Linked DNA regions of Homo sapiens: region 2 is linked to region 1. Evidence: read pairs that join two places in POLR2A ChIA-PET (ENCODE). Cell type or tissue: endothelial cell of umbilical vein. All regions are shown on one strand. Each heading gives the region's core, and the rest is flanking DNA. Links, peaks and the distances in the headings are about the cores only.

Region 1 (8,239 bases), core at 245-5,244:
TGTCTTTTAACCTTTTGGGGGATGATGAATTTATAGAAATGCAGCCTAAACCCACACAAATTTGCATCCATTTTAAAGAGATCTTGAATTCTACTTAGTAGGCCCAAGCTGAAAGCCTGGCCCAGAGGATCAAACCTCAAAGACTGGCCACACACTATGCACATTCCACAAGGTCCCCACACTGGATAGGACCTTAGAGGTCATCTTTCTAGCTCTACTTCCAAGGTGTACAGATGGGGAAGCTGGGGCCTGGAAGGGGCAGAGAGCTGGGACTCGAGCTCCATCTCCCCCTCTCCTGTCTGCAGCACCCCGAATCTGCTTCTTCTGTGCACCGCCATAGGGCCTTTCAATAACCCCCCACCTCTGTGACCTGATGAGTCTCACCACCACATGACACTGCAACAAAAGTCAGTTCTACATCTTACTCTGACAAAATGCTCTCTTGTGAGCTGAAACAGATTCTTTACCTCAGTAGGAGGATTTCAGAACAACCCCTTTGACTGACCCTCTTCCAAAGATGCCTCTTGGTTACATTAGTTTTATTCCTGTGGTTAAAACTCCTTGTGATGCCAGGTGCGGTGGCTCAAGCCTGTAATCCCATGGGAGGCCGAGGCAGGTGGAGCACCTGAGGTTGGGAGTTCAAGACCAGCCTGACCAACATGGAGAAACCCTATCTCTACTAAAAATAAAAAAATTAGCTGGGCATGGTGGTGCATGCCTGTAATCCCATGCTGCCTGTAATTACATGCATGCCTGTAATCGGGAGGCTGAGGCAGGAGAATTGCTTGAACCCGGGAGGTGGAGGTTGTGGTGAGCTGAGATTGCATCATTGCACTCCAGCCTGGGCAACAAGAGCAAAACTCCGTCTCAAAACAAGCAAACAAACAACAACAACAAAAAAACTCCTTGTGAGAGAAAGGGCGGACAGCATCCATTATAGTTTTCAATGTCCTTTCATTCTAATTTACTCATTACTTATTGAGCATGTTATTAATGTGTACTTAAGACTTTGGGTAACATATGGATTATATACGACATATATTTTTGCATCTTCTTCTGATATCAATAGGAAGATTGTTCTTATGAGGAGTTTAAATACTTTACAAAATAAGTATAATTTAAATATTATTTTTGGCCGGGCATGATGGCTAATGCCTGTAATCCCAACACTTTGGGAGGCCGAGGTGGGCAGATCACTTGAGGTTAGGAGTTTGAGACCAGCCTGGCCAACATGGCGAAACCCCGTCTCTACTAAAAATACAAAAAATTAGCCAGGTGTGGTGGCAAGTACCTGTAATCACAGCTACTCGGGAGGCTGATGCAGGATAATTGCTTGAACATGGGAGGCAGAGGTTGCAGTAAGCCAAGATCACACCATTGCACTCTAGCTTGGGCAACAGAGCAAAAACTCCATCTCAAAAAAACAAAACAAAAACAAACAAACAAAAAATACAAAAATTAGCTGGGCATGGTGGTGCAGTCCTGTAATCCCAGCTACTTGGGAGGCTGAGGCACAAGAATGGCTTGAACCTGGGAGGCGGAGGCTGTAGTGAGCCGAGATCGCGCCACTGCACTCCAGCCTGGGTGACAGAGTGAGACTCCGTCTCAAAAAAAAAAAAAAAGAAATATGATTTTTAACAGAATATGAGGTAATTAAAAAGCAATCCAACTAAGGTGACAGTGCATCCACCTTGGGCCTGGCACTAGCTGGAAATCACTGCTCCACTTGCATTAAGCTTACCCGTGGAGAAGCCCTGGTCCCAGGATTTTAAGGGTGCTATGCGCTCAGTCTCCACAGCACCTCCTCTGGAGGCGACCTCTGCTGACACTCTCTTCATACCAACGAGGTGAATTTGCCCGGGTTACTTCCTGGTAAACTACGAAGCCACAGTGTAAGCCTAGGCCTGGGGACAGGCTAGAATGTAAGCCTAGGTCTCCCACAAGCCCGCGCTCTTAGTGCCTGGGGACACAGCCCCTGACCTCAAAGATCTGCAGAACGTGAAGGACTAGATTTTGAAATTTCACCTCATAAAATAAAATAGGTTCCAATAAGTCATTAGGTCTCAAAGACTCATTTAGCCATTAAATATAACAAGACACGTATCTCCCAAACACAATATTTTATGCCATATTGTCAAATGCATTTTCTAGTCACACCATTAATTCCAGTTTCCAGATTATTTTACTGCGATGCACCGTTGGACAGCTTGCTGAGAATTCACCTAGGACGGTGTTTGTGCATGGAAACACCTCGTTGTCCAGTTTGGAGGGGTAAGCAAAAGACGCTGGGATGAGTTCACACTGGGTTTGGTTTTATCTTAGGCATGTTGCTAGTGTATCTGAACCTCAGCTTTATCACTGGAAAAATGGCTCTGATGATACCTACCTTGTACATTTGTTTGAGGAAAAATGAGAACAAGTCTAAAGCTACCGGCACAAGCTCTCAATCAGTGGTAGTTATATGTAGCTGAAATGGGGCAATGGAGAGTCTAGACTGTTTCTATTTTAGACATTATTATCATAAATGAAAAGCTTAAAACTACAGTACATACCTTTTCTTTCAAGATGAAGGCAGTTTCCAGATGCAGAATCAGCCGATTTGAGATGCCTGTCTTGGTGACTGGCCTCTCCCAAGCTATTTTATAAGCTTCTTCAGGTCTCTGATGTTTACTTTTCATGCATGCCACGCCCGCCGCCCCCATCCAGTCAGGAGGGTTGGCCTAAAAGCTTAGTCTGTATCGAAACACAAAGATGGGATGTTGTGTCCATCCTCCTCCCCCGATTTCCTTCACAGCTGCTCCCTGAAGAAGAAATGAGATATTGTTTTCGCGCGCGCGTGTGTGTGTGTGTGTGTGTGTGTGGGTATGTGTGCGAGAGAGAGAGAGAGTATGTGTGAGAGAAAGATAAAGTATATTTTCATCCAAAACATTTTTTTTTTTGCTATGTGGATTTTCTAATTTAATTTTTTTGGTCAGAATGCACTTTTAAGTTCCAGCAGGACGTGTTGCAACATGTTTTCAAACATCTGGTATTTATTTTTCATTTTTGTGTAAATGAAAAATCAACAAGCTCATTTCCTGAAGTGGAACATGGAGTTCCTGACTCCACTAATGGGAGTCAGGTAATGGCGCGAGGGTTATGAGTCAAAGCTGGCTTTCTCCAGGATCCTGGGCAGCCCCCTAACTTCTCTGAGCCACAGTCTCCTCGTTGTAAGTAGGGGCTGTCATTCTTTCTCCACCAGAGCCAGACGTGTAGGGGAGATACCAGTTCTCTAACAACTGGGGCTAAAAGTTGAGAATGCAGAAGACATCTTCTGTCGCTCTGTTCTCTGTCCCTTTTATGACCCTTGCAGCGAGAAGTTCAAGACAGTCTGTCACTGCTTGGGGGTGGGGGCCGGGGTGGTGGGGAGTGTGGACTTAAACCCAGGGGTGCTTTTGGTCCAGCCTTATCTCTCCTGGTGGAATGAACAACTTTGACTCTTGTGAGTGAGATTCTATGTCTTTGTGATAGGCAGGAGGTATGTTTAGAGACATTTAGATAAGGCAGTGCCTTCGTAGTAGACTTAGACTCCTAAATGAAATTCATTCTAAAATATGTAAGCAACAGAGATACATTTACAGCACTGAGTCTATAAACATGAAAACAACAACACAGATCCGTAACATCCCAAACGTTGTGAGCGCTTTCTTTAAGATGTTCTTTGCCTTTTCAGAAACATAAGAAATTCCTACTACCACCCAGGGCCTGCCTCTCGCTGACCTCCTGTGCTGCCCTCCCCTAAGAGCTCTGTGTAGCTCCCTTCCCCACTCCAGGTCCCTGATCAGATGACACTTTTCCCTAAAAAGCTTCCTGACCTTTCAAAAATAGCACTCTTGTCACTGTCCCTTTCCCTGCTTCATTATATCTTTACCTGAAATTCTCTCCTTTATTTATACATTATCCTGCTTAGTATGTTTTCCCCAGGAGGATAGGAGCTTGAGGCGTGCCAGGAGTTTGTCTCTTTGACTCTGTGTTGTGCCCCAGTGGCTAAGCACATACTAAGTGCTCAGTAAATACTTATAAATTAAATGGATGCTATCCAAAGAACTTAATGAGTTTCTAAGATATACAAAAGGCCCCAGAGGTAATATTCACGCGATTTTGATTTCAATTGTATTTCTGGAGAAGCACTAGCCTGTATGTTTCTGTCTTCTTCACCTGTATCACATTTGCCACCAAGAATTGCCTGTCATTGAAGAAATACACAGTTAGCCTCTTTTCAGCCTATTACAAAAAATTCTCTCTCCTCTAAGCAGTTGCACAGTTTTCCACAAAGCACTGTTGCCTAAGTTTCCAAATATGTATGTTGGAGTTGGAGATATCTATGTATTTTAGCCCTCAGCACTGAAGTCGGCAACCATGGAGCTGAAGGTCCAGGTCTAGGAGTCACAGCGGGAGAAAAGCCACACGATCTTCCTAGGTCTCAGTTCATTTTTTCTGTAAATATTGGTAAGTGATATATTCCTTAGGGAAATCCTCTCTTCACATGTTTCTGGAATGTATAGCCAGTAACAAATTCTTAAGCAGCATAAAACAAATCAGACCTATCTTCTAAGCAAGTGTTTATTTTTAAGTCCCAAAATAAATACACATTTGTTCAAAACAATTAAAATAGCACCAAAATGCAGGACTCAGGAAATGTAAGCACCTCATAATCCCACACCTCAGAGATAAGCATTATTTTGTTTGTAATTATTCCTCTAGATCTTTCTATACAGATCCCTATGTAATAATAACAATATTCAATGTTCTGAAACTTTTTTTTTTTTTTGAGACCGACCTTCACTCACTCTGTCACCCAGGCTGGAGTGCAGTGGTGCAATCTTGGTTCACTGCAACCTCAGCCTCCCTGGTTCAAGTGATTCTCCTGCCTCTGCCTCCCGAGTAGCTGGGATTACAGGCGCCCGCCACCACACCCAAGTGATTTTTGTATTTTTAGTAGAGACGGAGTTTCACCATGTTGGCCAGACTGGTCTCAAACTCCTGACCTCAGGTGATCCACCCGCCTCGGCCTCCCAAAGTGTTGGGATTACAGGCATGAGCCACCGCCACTGCGCCCAGCCAAGAAACTTGTTTTTTAATGTAACAATGTATCTATCTTTCTATATCAGTACACATAGATCTACCTCATTCTTTCACCTGCTGCAAAATCTTGCTTTTACCTGAGAGCACATTTCTTTTTTTCCTTTCTTTTTTTTTTTTTGAGACAGAATCTCGCTCTCGCCCAGGCTGGAGTGGTGCAGTGGCCGGATCTCGGCTCACTGCAAACTCTGCCTCCCAGGTTCATGCCATTCTCCTGCCTCAGCCTCCTGAGTAGCTGGGACTACGGGGGCCTGCCACCATGCCCGGCTAATTTTTTTTTTTTTTTAGTAGAGACGGGGTTTCACCGTGTTATCCAGGATGGTCTCGATCTCCTGACCTCGTGATCTGCCCGCCTCGGCCTCCCAAAGTGCTGGATTACAGGCGACAGCGCATTTCTTGAAGAGACAGTCTGTGGTCTGTGGTTTTTCCGGAAAGCAGTTCTTTGTTGGGTGATGATCTTTCATCATGGAGGTGATTGCCTCAGTGGTTTCACTCTCAGACCCGCAGGGAAGATGCAGTTATTTGAATGGACTCTTTGTGGCAAGAAATAGAGAACTATCTCATCTCCTAAAAAAACATGTTTCTGGATGAAGAATTCTTTATTTCTTAATAAGTGGTTCTTTCAACTACCAGAGTCATCCTGTATGCCTTTCTAAAGTGATTTTTCTTTTGTCAGTTAGAATAAAGGGGACGCACAAATGTACTTTTCGTGTGAAAATGCAGACTGAGAGGTTTCAGTAGTGCACCTTCACTCTTTAAGACTCGGCTCAAATGTCCCCCTCCCTGGGTCATCTTCTGGATTCCTAGCCCACCCCACGCAGCGTTCTCCCATCTGCTTTGTGTTTTCATGGCACATGTCACCCTGTCCTCACTCATTACACTATGCTTATGCCTCCATCTCCTTCTGGAGACGGTCAGATCCACCCAAGTAGGATTGTCTTTTTATCCCTGGCACCTTACATGATGCCTGACACGTAAGTGTTTACTAAATATTCCGTGAATGATGGAATGAATAATAGAATATGCTAGATTCTCAGTCCTTGCTGGGCTTGTTATAGACCTCATTATTCATTCAGAGGCCCTCTTTCCTCTCCCTCCTGTGCCCTGGTGGCCATTTCCCTTCTCACTGGGCTCTGGAACTAGTTGAAAGTTTAATGGTGCCAAGCATCTGGTCAACAGGAAGACAGCAATCAAACTGGTGAAAACAGCAGCTTGATATGGCATGCAGGGAAGAACACTGGACTGGGGGCAGGAGGCCTGGGTTCTGGTCCTAGCTCTGTTACTAATTTATTTATCCATTCATTCACGCATTCAACAACATATAGCAACACTACGTTGCTGTATGTATACACACACACACACACACACACACACACACACACACACACGGGGGTGCGGGGCACTGTTCTGAGTCCTGCAGATATAGTGGTAAAGAAGAAAGACAATGTCTCAGCCCTTGTGGGACTTACCTCCCAGAGGCGAGATAGACAGACAGACAGGAAAAATACCTAATTAGAGTGGGTTGAGGAGGGAGAGTACCTATTTTTCCTGTCTATCTGTGTGACTCTCCTCTGGGAGGTTAGAAAAGAGAATAGGATGACGTGATAGGAAGTGAAGGGTGCCCACTTCGGTCTGGTGGTCAGGAAGAGTCTCTTTGAATACTGACATTTCAGCTGAGATGTGAGTGATGAATGGGAACCAGTCATTCAAACACCAAAGGAAGAGTGTTCCAGGAAGAACTGCCAGTGCAGGGGTCCTAAGGTGGGAACAGACATTAAGTTTTTAAGAAATGGAGAGACCAGTTTGGCTGGAGCAGAGGTGAGGAGGAAGTGAGTGTGGAGAGGTAGACAGAAACCAGAATCTATCTTGCTTTGAGGACCTTGAATTTTATTTCAAGTACAGTAGGAGTCATGGGAAGGTTTTAGGCAAGAGCATGACATGGTTATTTGGGCTTGACTATCAAGAATGGAGAATAAAATGGTTACAGATGGATCAGCTGAGGAGCCCCTGTGGTCATTTGGGAAATAGTTTGATGGTGGTTTGGGCTAGAGTGATTAGCATACAGATGGAGAGAAGTGGGCAAATTTGGAATGTGCTTTGGAGATAAAGTGGACAAGACTTGCTGATGGGCCGCAGGTGGAAGATGAGGAAAGCCGGGAATCGAGACTGGCTCTTAGATGTAAAGGTTGAAAAATCAGGTGAACGCACCTGCCAGCTGCTACAGATGGGAAGCCTGGAGGGTGAGTCTGGGAGAAGAACTCAAGTTCTTTATGGATAAGCTATGTTTGAGTTGCCCCATCAGACATCTAAGTGAAAATGTTAAGAAAGCAATTAGATATTCAAGTGAAGTTTGGGGGAAAATCAGGGCTGGAGATAGAGATTGGGAAGTCATCAGAACATACATGGTCTTCAAAGCCATGAGACTGGATGGGAACACTAAGGGAGGACATTTAGAAATGGAAAAAAAGGATGCCCAGGACAGATCCCTGGTACCCTCTAACCTTCAGAGACTGAGCAGAGAAGAAGGAGCCAAGAAAAGAGGCAGGGGGAGCAGGGAGGGCAGAAGTCCAGTTGGAGTGGGTTGAGGAGGGAAAGAGGAGGCAGCAATGCTCTTTACCTGTGAAGGAAAGTAGAGAAATAGTAGTTGAACAGAGACCTGCAGGTTAAGGGAGATGCTTAGAGCATGCACAGAGGGACGATCTAGTAGAGGAAAAATCTGCAGGAGAGAGGGGAGGGATCCAGAGTGCAGGTGGAGGTGCTGGCTTTGGAGAGAAAGGAAGGTTCTGTGTCTGTAGAAACAAGAGGAAGGCAGAGAGTAAACACCCAGATGAAGGAGCTGTGTAGATCAGGAAGAAGCTGAGACAGGATTTTCTCTTTGTGTGACTGTGGTCAAGTCATGTACTTTGCTGAGATGTGTGGGAGAAATAGGTCTGCTCTGATGATGGTGGAGGGTCTTTTCTGAACACATCCACTTGGCTAACAACACCTGCCTTAGCACCTGCTTTATTTGTAAGGGACACAGTGTGGTATCGGGGGAACCCGCCCCCAATATTTCAATGCAGGTTCTTTCTATTTTCCATAAGTGTCAGCCAGCTGAGAAATAAAGAGAAAGAGTACA
Region 2 (8,239 bases), core at 1,138-6,137, 160 kb before region 1:
GATGAAATAAACATTAAAATAAACCAAATGAAAACATTCATAATATAGAAGGCAAAGATCTTGACACAAAGTCATCCGTTATCTTTCTTAGGATCAAACTCTACCTTCATAACAGTGTCTTACTTTTACCTCAATGATCACTACTAGCACCTGTCGCCAGGATACAGCTGCTGCGTTCAAACCAAAAGAGATGCCATTGTTTGTATTTGTTGGAATCATAGGAAAGCAGTACTAGTAATGCATTAGTGCTGTAGTCATAGGAAAGATTACATACTGCTTACACAATAGCTGATTGATGAGCAAGAAATCTCCTCTACAATAGTTGCTGTACAATTGTGAGTGGTGGTTTGAATTAAACAGTTTTGTAATTTGTACGGAAGTTTTCTATTGTCACAGTTAGTTTTCTTCCATACCTAAAAGATTTGAGTTTTTAAATGAATACTGTAAAAGCAAGATTTTTGTTTTAATTTCCTTTCATACTTCACCTGGAAAGATTATTTCTAAATACCTTAAAATATGTTCTTTTCAAGAGATTCAGAAATATATAGTAAGTTATTCTTGCTATGAATTCTTTTCCTAACCAAATATTTAGAAACAAGTTCCTTTGTTATATACATCTTGACACTATTATATAAAGAACATTTCTGCTATTCTGTTATATCCAAAATGGAAGTTTTGGATACCAGACAACTTTCACATACAAGTTAACCTTCCAGTTCATTTTTTGTGTATCGAAAAAAAATGAGGTATCAGAGGTTATGTTTTTTAACCTCTTATGAAATGAATCAAGACACAAAAACAGAGAAGTGTATAATGTACTCCCTTGTACCCAATACCTAGTTTCAATGATCAGAACTTTGCCATTCCTGCTTCATATACTCCTGTCCCTTTTTTTAACTGATGTATTTTAAAGCAAATCCTAGATGCTGTATTATTTTATTGATCCTTAACAGATAAGATTTTTTAACAGAGCCTCTTTATCATTATCACACATAATAATAACAAAAAATCCTTAATGTCTCACTCTCATTTCATGATTGACTCTCCCTTACTGTCTCTGAAAGTATTTTTACACTTAGTTTTCCTCAAGGTTGTATCTTTTTGTTCCATATTGTGACATGCTAAAATATTTTGCCTGAAAAGTCCATTTTGTTTTCTTTTTTATTTAGAGATGGAGTCTTGCTCTGTTGCCCAGGCTGGAGTGCAGTGTGCGTCGATCATAGCTCACTGCAGCCTCAAAAGTGATTCTCTTGCCTCAGCCTCCCCAGTAGCTACAGAACTACAGGCATGCACTACTACACCTGGCTAATTTTTTTTTTAATTTTCTGTAGAGACAAAGTCGTGCCATGTTGCCCAGGTTAAAAGTCAATGTCATATGTACTATGCAAATCTGAACATGTCACATCTCTTTAAGAGCTTCTCACTATGTTTTCTATGATGAGCCTCCAAAATCCTTAACATGACATAAAATATCTTGCATGATTTGGCCCTTCTTCAAATCCAAGGCCTCAGATACGACTGAGACTTCTCCTAGGCTCCACCATAATCCAAATTTTTCATGATTTTTAAATCATTCCAATGATATGATGAATTAAAAGAAACAGGAATGAACAGCTGGCTAAATGTAATGAAAAAGCAACCCACTCCATGAACCTTGATGGAATACTGATTCAAAGGAATAAAACTAGTAAAATTAGTCATAAAGGACATAACAGGCACAAATGGGAACATTTCAACATGAAATTATTTTTAGTGTTATAAATGTGGTTATGTAGGAGAATGTCCTTATTTTTACGAGCTGCAGGTCAAACTTTCAAATGATTCAGAAAAAAAAAAGTACATGTGAGATGTATTTTATATACCTATTATACATGCATGTAAGATAAAGAGATAGAGACACACATAAAGCAAATGTGCCAAAATAGTAACAACCGGTAACTCTAGATGAAGGCTAGACAGATGTTCACTGTACAATCCTTTCTTGGATCTGTTAATTGTACAAGTATTTCGGCCGGGCATGGTGGCTCATGCCTCTAATCCCAGCACTTTGGGAGGCCGAGGCAGGCGGATCATCTAAGGTCAGGAGTTCCAGACCAGCCTGGCCAACATGGTGAAACCTCATCTCTACTAAAATTACCAAAATTAGCCGGGTGTGATGGCAGGCGCCTGTAATCCCAGCTACTTGGGAGGTTGAGGCATGAAAATCGCTTGAACCTGGGAGGTGGAGGTTGCAGTGAGCCGCAATCGCACCACTGCACTCCAGCCCAGACAACAAAGTAAGACTCCGTCTCAAAAAAAAAAAAAAAAAAAAGGAGTAACTATTTTAAGTTTTGCAGGCCCTACAGTCCCTGTTCCAACTACTCAACTCTGCCGTTGTAGCAAAAAACGCAACCATAAACAATATGTAAATAAATAAGCATGGCTATATTCCAATAAAACTTTATTTACACACACTGAAATTTTATATAATTTTCATGTGTCATGAAATTTTTTTTAAAACTTTAAAATGTAAAAACTTAGCACACATGTAGAAATGATGATATAATTTGCAGGGACTATTGACAAAAAAAAACAATGGAGCCTCTTGTTTAAAAGTTATTAAGAATTTCAAAATAGTAACAGCAGAGAACCAAACCAAGCACAGGGCCTTTCTCAGGGTGGGTCCCTGTATGACTACATAGCATGCATATCCACAAATCACGCAGGCCATAGTTTACCAACTCCTGGCTTAGATTCTACTGAAGATGGTTCAAGATTCAGAGCAGAAATGACAGAGTTCAAATCCCCTCCTACCACTTAATAGTTGTGTTCTCTGTCCCCTAGTATAAATAGCATATATCTCGGAGTTGTGAATAAATGATTTAATATATATAAAATACTTAGAATGGTCATATGTGTGTGTGTGTGTGTGTGGTGTGTGTGTGTGTGTGTATATATATATATATATATATATTTTTTTTTTTTTTTTTTTTTTTTTTTTTGAAACAGAGTCTCGCTCTGTCACCCAGGCTGGAGTGCAGTGGCGTGATCTCAGCTCACTGCAACCTCCACCTCCCTGGTTCAAGGAATTCCCCTGCCTCAGCCTCCCAAGTAGCTGGGATTACAGGCGCCTGCCCACCATGTCCAGCTAATTTTTTTTGTATTTTCAGTAGAGACGGGGTTTCACCATGTTGGCCAGTCTGGTCTTGAACTCCTGACCTCAGACAATCCGCCTGCTTCGGCCTCCCAAAGTGCTGGGATTACAGGTGTGAGCCACCGCGCCCGGCCAGTTTTGACTACTTTTTAGTCAACTAAAAAAATTTTAAGACCAGGTGCGGTGGTTCACGCCTATAATCCCACCTGGGGAGGCCAAGATGGGAGGATAGCTTCAGCCCAGGAGTTCAAGACCAGCCTGGGCAACACAGTGAGATTTCGTCTCTACAAAAAATTTAAAAAATTAGCTGGGCACAGTGACACACACCTGCAGTCCCAGCTATTCAAGAGGCTGTGGTGAGAGGATCATTTGAGCCAAGAGGTCAAGGCTGCAGTAAGCCATGATTGTGCCACTGCACTCCAGCCTGAGTGATAGAGTGAGACCCTGTCTTAAAAAAAAAAAAAAAAAAAAAAAAAAAAAGGTTTTAAGAGTTGATTGCTTGCAGTGAGCTGAGATCGCGCCACTGCACTCCAGCCTGGGCGACAGAGCGAGACTCCGTCTCAAAAAAAAAAAAAAAAAAAAAAAAAAAAGAGTTGATTGAGGTAGCAGGATATCAAACACATTTTTTAAATTTGCTATACAACTAAAAGTATCATCTGAATAGTTAAGTGTGTCAAAATGTTTGTGAAATTAAATATAACATTTCCTTAGAGCCCTCATATAAAAATACCCTGGTAGCTTAGACTAGTCAGAGTCTCTCAAGAATTATGACAACTACCCATCAAGACTTAACGATTCTGGACTGACTTAGTTACTACATTGTAAAAGGAAATTTAAATAAGACCCCAGGTGTCATATATTACTTATCGTTTTGCAATTCATCAATTGTACAATAACAGAAAAATTCCTCAAATAAAAATTATAGTATGTTATGTGAAAATGGAGAATGTATAACTATTTTAAGAAAGTACTTATTGGTAGTAAAAGCCTGTTGCCTATCTACTGTGTGCAAGAAATCGTGCTCAAGAACAAAGGAATAAAAAGACATGGTGGTCTGTGTCCCAAAAAGTTTACCATCTAAAAGTGAATATAGGATGGGATCACATCAGTTTTTAAAGTAAATTACACAAGGCTGCACAGCAATGCCAGCCCTATTTAACAACTCTACCTCAGTGTCTACTAGGTGTCTCAAACTTAACATGTAAAAAATATAACTCTTGACTTTTTTCCAAAAAAAACCTATTCTTCCCTTGTCTTCCTCTTTATCAATAAACAGAATCTCCATCCACCCAGCTGCTAAAGCCAAAAATGCGATTTTTTTATTCTTCTAATTCCCTATAAAAAAATTCAACATCAACTCTTCTTGATGCTATGAAAAAATGTTCTCAACTATCTCCCAAGTTGTCTCTCACCTGGCCCAGCCTGATAACTAGTTTCCTACAATGGCTTCCTGCGTGGTCTCTTTGCATTCACTCTTCCCCCATACAGCCCATTATCAAACAGTACTCAAAATATTTTTAAAACATAAACCTTATCTCCCACCACTGCTAAAAGCTTTCTAATTGCTTCCTATTGCACTAACCATAACATCCAAACTCATCACTACAGATGAATTATAATGCCTAACATGACCTCATCCTTGCCTACCTCTGATCTTAATTCTTAACCATCCCTTCCTCTTGCACACCCTGCTCCAACCCTATCGGCCTTCCTTCCGTTCCTTGAAGATCAAGCTCCTTTCTCCCTGAGGCTTTAATCTACAAGCTTCTCCCCACAACCACCACCACCTGCTATCCACCCTTTCCTACCCATGACTCCAGTGGTCAAACCTTGCATTCCCAACAGGAAGACAGGCAAACATCCTGGGTTTCCAGGTGGAGATGACACAATGCATCATCACCAATGAGTATTCGTGCCAAAAAAGTTTAAACTGTATCTGTCCCAAGGAAACAATCAGAAAAATTCAGGAAGGGGGCCATTCTAAAAGATAATTAGTCTAAACTCTTCAGAAAAGCAAGTAACCTAAGAGTGTTATCAAATTATCAATAATCTAGAGAAGCAGGGTATCAACACATCTAAAACAGGATTAAGCAGTATTATGTCACAACAACTTCACAGAATATACGATGCAGTCTTTTTTTAGCCATAAAACCTTCCTGGCTAGTTCTACTCTTCCCCTTTCTCACTACGGCAACTGAGTAGTCCAAAAAAGAAAAAAGAAAAAACTTCCTAACAATATTAAACATTTATACTATTAAATTAAAAATAGCAAAGCCACCAAAATTTGCACTATGATTATAAGGTCATATGTAAACCAATGAGCACAGATTAGATCTTTGGCAAGATTACAAATCAGTGTTGAGACTTTTGAGGATATTGGGATGGGGTGAATATGTTTTGCATGTGGAATAGAGGTGAATTTTGGGGAGCCAGGGGGTGGACTGTGGTAGACAAAATAATGCCCCCCGCCACCCGCCCCCACCAAGGATGTCAACATCCGAATCCTCAGAACCCGCAAATACGTTAGGTTACACGGCAAAGGGAAATTAAGGTTGCTATCATCTGACCTTGAGATTGGGAGATTATTCTGGAATGTCAGCCCAACATTATCACAAGGGTCCTTATCAGTAAAAGAGGAGGATAGAAGAGGGAGTATCACAACCACTGCTGGCTTTGGAGATGGAAAGGGGCCATGAGCCAAGGAATATGGGCAGCCCTTTGAAATTGGAGAAGGCAAGGTATAAAAAACTAAAATAAAGGATTCTTCCCTAGACCTTCCAGAAAAGAATGCAGCCCTGCCAACTGGCCTTTTATTTTAGCCCAGTGAGATCTGTATCAAAACTGTGATCTCCAGAACTGTAAAATCATTTTGTGTCGTTTTAGGCCACTAAGTTTGGGGTAATTTGCTATAACGGCAATAAAAAGCTAGTCATCCATCATTTAACAAAGGTGATACCTTCTCGGAGGTGCACTGTTAGATGACTTCTTCACTGGGCAAGCATCACAGACTACAAGCCACCTCGACGGTGTAGCCTATTACACACCTAAGGTACAAGGTATAGCCTATATGGTTCCTAGAATACAAACCTGTACAGTATATTACTTTACTGAATACTGTAGGCAATTGTTAACACAATGTTATTTGTGTATCTAAACATATCTAGGCCGGACGCAGTGGCTCACTCCTGTAATCCTAGCACTTTGAGAGGCTGAGGCAGGTGGACAGCCTGAGCTCAGGAGTTTGAGACCAGCCTGGGCAACATGGCAAAACCTCATCTCTACCAAAAATACAAAAAGTTAGCCAGATGTAGTGGTGTGCACCTGTGTTCCCTGATAGGAGGCTGAGGTGGAAGGATCACTTGAGCCTGGGAGGTGGAAGTTGCAGTGAGACAAGATAACACCACTGCACTCCAACTTGGGTGACAGAGTGAGACCCCATCTCAAAAAAAAGAAAAAACAGGTGCATTCAATTATATGTGCTTGTGTCTGTATGTATACATACACACACACAGATGCATATATATATATATACACACACACGTCTAAAAGATAATTAGTCTAAACTCTAGAAAAGTAACATAAAATTGTTACCAAATTATCAATAATCCAGAAAAGCAGGGTATCAACATGTCCAAAACAGGACTAAGCAGTATTATGTCATAACAACTTAATAGAATATATGACACAATCTGTTGTTGACTGGAATGTGACTGTATATATATACATACATGTATACATATATAGTCATAATTATATGTATGTATATATGCAGTCATATATATAGGTATATATATTATATAGATGTATATATACAGTCATACATAGGTATACATACATAGATATATATACACTCATATATATAGGTGTGTGTGTATATATATATACACACACACACACACTCATATATATAGGTCTATACATATATATACACACACAGTCATATTCCAATCAACAGACCACAAATACAACAGCGGTCCCATGGGATTATAATATCATATTTTTACTGTACCTTTTCTATGTTTAGATATGTTTAGATACACAAATGCCACTGTGTTAAAATTGCCTACAGTATTCAGTACAATAACAAGCTGTACAGGTTTGTATCCTAGGACCCAGAGGCTATATCATATACCCTAGATGTGTAGTAGGCTATACCATCTAAGTTGTGTAAATACACCCTATGATGTTTACATGACAAAATCATGATGCATTTCTCAGAAGATATTCTCGTCATTAAGTAACACATAACTGCAATTAAACACACACATGCAGGAATATATTATATACTCACACAATGGGTAATATCAAAAGGTGATATTACCAAATGCTAGCAAGAATGTGGAGCAACAGGAACACTCAAATATTGTTGGCAGATTTATAAACAGTACAATCGCTTTGGAATAATGCTTTGCAGTTTCTTATAAACACGTTTACCCCTTGACACAGCAATTCAACTCCTAGGTATTTATCTTAAGAGAAATGAAAACCTACCGTAAGAAAATTTGTATAAGAATGTTCGTAACAACTTTATTCACAATGATCAAACAATGGAAGCAATCTATCCATCATCAGGAGAATGAATACATTATGGTACATTCACAAAGAAATACTACACAGCAGTAAGAATGAACTAGTGACACTGGCCAGGTGCAGTGGCTCACACTTGTAATCCCAGCACTTTGGGAGGCTGAGGTGGGTGAATCACTTGAGGTCAGGAGTTCGAGACCAGCCTGGCCAACATGATAAAACCCCATCTCCGCTAAATATACAAAAATTAGTCGGGTGTGGTGGTGTGTGCCTGTAATCCCAGTTATCCAGGAGGCTGAGGCAGGAGAACAGCTTGAACCCAGGAGGCAGTGAGCTGAGATCGCACCACTGCACTCCAGCCTGGGCAAAAGAGCAAGACTCCATCTCAAAAAAAAAAAAAAAAAATGAACTAGTGACACACAGAAAAACATGGATCAATCTCATAGTTAAAATGCTAAGCAAAAGTACCAAAACGCTGAGAATAATAATTGACATACAAACCATAAGAATCTATTTATAATGTTCAACGATAGGCAAAACTAATCTAAAGTTCAAAAAAAGCAAAACAGTGGTTGTCTT

Evidence for each region. ChIA-PET counts read pairs that join two places held together with the same protein. Peaks named below come from ENCODE experiments on the same cell type or tissue, not always from the same donor. Only the 100,000 strongest peaks of a DNase experiment are listed, where the experiment ranks them.
Region 2: POLR2A ChIA-PET joins it to region 1 with 8 read pairs; 2 of 35 experiments call an interaction of 5 or more read pairs at or near these places.

Annotation. Positions count from the first base shown.
Region 1 is chr3:195,581,326-195,589,564 of GRCh38, forward strand. APOD (apolipoprotein D) reads right to left here and starts at 2,615. Exons shown (of 5, transcript NM_001647.4): 1 at 2,553-2,615. RefSeq lists an enhancer at 2,066-2,235. In endothelial cell of umbilical vein, for the core only: no CTCF peak of the experiment used is centred there; a DNase peak (open chromatin) is centred at 2,946.
Region 2 is chr3:195,421,332-195,429,570 of GRCh38, forward strand. All of the region lies in intron 1 of ACAP2 (ArfGAP with coiled-coil, ankyrin repeat and PH domains 2), which reads right to left. Among named protein-coding and RNA genes, the nearest start is that of ACAP2, 18 kb to the right of the region's middle. In endothelial cell of umbilical vein, for the core only: no CTCF peak of the experiment used is centred there; no DNase peak of the experiment used is centred there.